2 separate regions of the Homo sapiens genome follow, and region 2 is linked to region 1. Evidence: read pairs that join two places in POLR2A ChIA-PET (ENCODE). Cell type or tissue: Panc1. All regions are shown on one strand.

What was found. Peaks named below come from ENCODE experiments on the same cell type or tissue, not always from the same donor. Only the 100,000 strongest peaks of a DNase experiment are listed, where the experiment ranks them.
Region 2: POLR2A ChIA-PET joins it to region 1 with 5 read pairs; 2 of 35 experiments call an interaction of 5 or more read pairs at or near these places.

What each region holds. Positions count from the first base shown.
Region 1 is chr7:83,587,434-83,589,933 of GRCh38, forward strand. All of the region lies in intron 1 of SEMA3E (semaphorin 3E), which reads right to left. Among named protein-coding and RNA genes, the nearest start is that of SEMA3E, 60 kb to the right of the region's middle. In Panc1, no CTCF peak of the experiment used is centred here; a DNase peak (open chromatin) is centred at 1,438; H3K27ac peaks cover 368 bases.
Region 2 is chr7:83,480,042-83,482,541 of GRCh38, forward strand. All of the region lies in intron 2 of SEMA3E (semaphorin 3E), which reads right to left. It overlaps LOC105375378 (a long non-coding RNA gene), which reads right to left and starts at 2,208. Exons shown (of 3, transcript XR_927716.3): 1 at 2,198-2,208. In Panc1, no CTCF peak of the experiment used is centred here; no DNase peak of the experiment used is centred here.

The DNA.
Region 1 (2,500 bases):
AAAAAAGTTACGTGGATGAAAGTCTTCCACTTAGAAGTCATCAAGTTGGTCTTAGAAGTTGTACATTTAAAGAGAGATTGCTTTCCTCTAAAAATAAACCTTGCTTTGGCTTTTAAAAATAACTTGCATTAGACAAGGCATGGTGGCTCGGGCCTGTAATCTCAGCACTTAGAAAAAATAGTAGAAAAAAACTAAAAACCATTTGTATATATATAAAAAGTTGTGGATATATGGTTGTGTAAATACATTATAGATACCCATAATTATACACAGTATATTTGTAAATATATAATATTGTTCAGAAAAATGACAGTATAAATATAAATATTTAATAATCATGATTATATGAAAGGAATGAAGATGAATTTCAGTGGCAAGATATGCAACTATGTTGTGTAATTTTTTCAACCCAATAAAGTATTCAAGAATGATTTATATAATTAAAATATTTAAATGCTATTCTTAAGCAGGAATAAATTCTATATTTTTATAACCTTTTATACTTCAGTTATCACTAGATTAATTTGCTTATTATGTATTTAAATTAATTATATTTTGTGTAAAAACTGACAATATTTATACTAATAATCTTTTACTTGATGATTTTTAAAGTTTCTCTGTTTTTATGCTGGATATAATACTTGATTATCACAAGTTTAAAGAAGCTGAGGCCGGCGCGGTGGCTCATGCCTGTAATCCCAGCACTTTGGGAGCCTGAGGCAGGCGGATCATGAGGTCAGGAGATTGAGACCATCCTTGCCAACATGGTGAAACCCTGTCTGCACTAAAAATACAAAAATTAGCTGGGCATGGTGGCGGGCACCTGTAATCCCAGCTACTCGGAGGCTGAGGCAGGATAATTGCATGAATCCCAGAGACGGAGTTTGCAATGAGCTGAGACCGTGCCACTGCACTCCAGCCTGGTGGCAGAGCAAGACTCTGTCTAAAAAAAAAAAGAAGAAGAAGAAGAATTGTAAAAATCTCTGTAGTTGAAAACCTGGGCAGGTGAACATTAAGAACTGGCATTCTAAAGCAGTACTGAGTGATCTAAGCATGGCTTGGTCAGAGAAAGAGGGAATACCCAGTTAATGTGAAGAATCTCCAGTGTATAATTAGAATATTAAAGCAATGCCATCTGTTAATACTTCAAAGTAGTAAAGCACATCACAGAAGTCACTCATTACTATAGATGCATTTCCAAATAGCTTAAAATTTAAGTGTTTGAACCTTTTTCCTCTATCCTACTCACCTTAAAATGATTTAATTTTGATCCTAAATGTTTTAAATTGTAGTACATATTTACCTTGAATCACAGTAGCATGAAAAGTAAATGAGTCATAACAATAAAAAGCAAGAAAACACAAAAGCTTACCCAGAGCGCAACTGTATAATCTGAAAACCTCATCCCCAAATCCCTAGGGCTACTTCTTGAAGCTCCTGGGGGATCTTTCAGCTATAGCATGCTGCTCCTTAGATGCCCCCAAGAAAGGCTGAAAAGCTCTTGAGTCTCTGTGGTGACATCTTTTGAAACTTCCTAAGGAGGTGATGTTGTCACTTCCCTCATCTGGACTGCTCACTAAGCTGAAGCGCAGGAATTGGAAAGGAGAGCTCTCCTTCACATCTGTGTTCAATTAACTATTAGATTAGCATCAAGCGCCGCCTCAGCTCTGAGTACTTCATTGGCTCAGCCAATTATCATTTTCTTAAGTTAATTATAATTTGACTCCATCTTTATTATAATGGCTAGGCCAGAAGGTAATCAGATTGGCAGGGTTTCCTGCTACTCTCAACACTTTCTTTCTTCAGATTTCTGACAAATAATTATTCCTTTTTTTTACACTCCTCTCTTGTTTCTTCAGAGTGAGTTTCTTTCCTACCTGAGATTATTATTTATCCAGATATCTATCCAGAGTATAATTATCTATGAGATTAAAAATTAATCTTATTCCTGAGAGACTTAAAGATTTGAGTTTCATAGATATAACTTCAAACCAAGCACATCCAGTCACTGATTTTCACATGGGGTTGCTCAGCGCTTATGGAGACTGCAATCTAACCTTCCCCACTCACGAGACATCTAGGCCTGAGCCATAAAGTAGACATAGAATGTGAATCACAGATTTAAACCACATATAAAACTTTACATCGTTTGTGAGCAACATTAACAATAAATAAATAAGAATCAGATGAAAATTATTTTAAATATATTTTAACCCAATATATCCAAAATATTATTTCAATATGTAACTAATATCAAAACTTATTAATAAGATATTTTTATTTATTGAAATGGAGTATGTATTTTACACTCTATGGCACATCTCACTTTGACTAAAGTTACACTTCAAGTGCCCAATAGCCACATGTGGCTAGTAGTTATTGTATTGGATCATTCAAATATGAATGATCCAGAAATACCTGGTTTCAAAGTGGCTCAACAATGCATGCTTGGTCTAAAAACCTTAATGCTTTTATTAAGTATCAAATTTCTGTATACCCT
Region 2 (2,500 bases), 110 kb before region 1:
GTGCAATGTGGAAAATCTTACCATGCATAATATTCAGAGGAATTTTATTTTTGGTTAATACTAATTTTAGCTGACTAAACAATATTATCACAACCACTATTTTAAAATGCCATTATAGGCTGGGCACAGTGGCTCACGCCTGTAATCCTAGCACTTTGAGAGACCTAGGCAGGTAGATTACCTGAGGTCAGGAGTTCGAGACCAGCCTGGCCAACATGGTGAAACTGTCTCCACCAAAATTACAAAACAAAATTAGCTGGGTGTGGTGGCACACACTTGTAGGGGCCAAGGCAGGAGAATCAATTGAACCCTAGAGGCAGAGGGTGCAGTGAGCCGAGTTCGTGCCACTGTACTCCAGCCTGGGTGACAGAGTGAGACTCTGTCTAAAATAAATAAATAAATAAAACGCTATTAGTATTAAGATGTTTTAAAGTCACAGGGAATGTTTTTTCTATACTTTTTTTTTCTTCAAAGAATTGTTTGAATTACAGCTAACAGAATAGTTGTGTAAATAGTGGGTTGGCTGTAACAAAATAGCAAGATATTTTGTAGTTATTATTTTTGTTTTTGGATTTCCCTAAATATATTTTTGATATAGCTAAAATATTCAATTTTCTATGAATTGCTTTTTTAGCTATTTAAAACTTAACAATTTTACTGAATCTATTTAAGTCTTCTTAGACTTAAGTTCAATTAAATTTTACCAGCAACTGAAGTTTAAATAACTATGCATTATGTAGAAATAAAATTTAATTCTGCTTAATGAAAGCTCCTAACCAGAAAATCTAGTCATAACATAATAAAATATCATTATCTCTTCTGGTCGCATCTTGAAATTACAAGTTATAAATAAATTGCAGGGAATGGGTGTGGGAAGAAACATATACATTTATTTTCAAATTATCTATTAATAGATTAGATGTTCTTCCTCAATATAAAACTATATTTAATAATTGAATAGTAAGTGAAAGAAAACTTAATGAGGACTCTTTTAATAAAAGAAAAATGAACGGCAATTTAAACATGAATAGCCATGAATGCCAATGGTTAGAGCCCCATCCCAATTTAGAGACTTTGAAGCTTATAAACACTTTTTTTTAAGAGACAAATGCAGATGTGGGTTGAATCTATGGTCAATCAAGCGAAAAATGTCTACGAGGATGTTTTGTTTTTCCCTTTCCAAGTATTCTATCCATACAAGATCCTGATATTGTCACATTATGATCAGAAAGTCTCAGATGCTTTAATTTTTTACTTAGACAATAGTTTTCTTTAGTTCAGCCCAAGGTCTTTTTGCACTAAAGGACACTAGAGAAAGCAAAATAAATAAATAAATAAATAAAACAAAAACACGTTTTTTTTCAATTTCTTAAAACGTTAAATCAGAATTTGATTGAAATCAAAATTCTCATCTAAGAAGTCTTACATTATCTGGGGATTTTAGAGACTTTTACATAGAGTAAAATGCAAAAACTATTCTCTTTGAGGAGGTGGGAGATTCTCACATTAGATAACGCAAATGGAGTTACTAAATTGGAAGTTTTAGAGTGAAGAGTATGCTTTAGCATCAGCACTGAGTTTTGCAATTTATAGTGAGGGTTTAGGGTCTTTAATGAATGTTATATACGTGCAACAGAGCAGAAGTTCATTGGGAAAGAGTATGATCACATGGTCTGGGAAATGCAGTGAGTTAAATAATTTAGAAAGCAAAGCCATTATCTAAAAACACTAATACAATACAATAAGTTTATTAAATTACAGATTCTTATCTATTTCAAAGTTGTATGGAAAAATTATTCTTATAAGTGTGCATATTCATATAAGTTCTGGTTATTATTTAGAAAATAATTATTTAGTACCACATATAGGACTGGTATTTCCAAGACCAGCAAGGATAGTTAATACCCCAGCATTTCACAACCCTCATGCACATTACAATCACCTGGGAGAGTTTCAAAAAGTACCACTATTTAGTCCTCACATCAGTTTAGAGGTAGAGCCTAAACACAGATATTATTTACACAATCCTTAGGTGTTTACTAATGTGCAGCCAAGGTTGCAATTACTGCCACACTGTGAAACAGGATTCTTACCCTGTTTGCCAGAGGAGAAGTGGGTAGGTGGTGGATAGGTGGCTTGGGATGTAAGGGTAAGAAGAAGGGAGACAAAATTAACCTAAACGAAATTCAACAATAACTAGTCTGAAAGTGGCTGTGATAATAAGCACAGTAAGATTTGCAAGAGGCCAGGCGCAGTGGCCCACGTCTGTAATCCCGGCACTTTGGGAGGCCGAGGCGGGTGGATCACGAGGTCAGGAGATTGAGACCATCCCAGCTAACAGGGTGAAATCCCGTCTCTACTAAAAATACAAAAAATTAGCCGGGTGTGGTGGCGGGTGCCTGTAGTCCCAGCTACTCAGGGGCTGAGGCAGAAGAATGGCGTGAACCCAGGAGGCGGAGCTTGTAGTGAGCCGAGATTGCACCACTGCACTCCAGCCTGC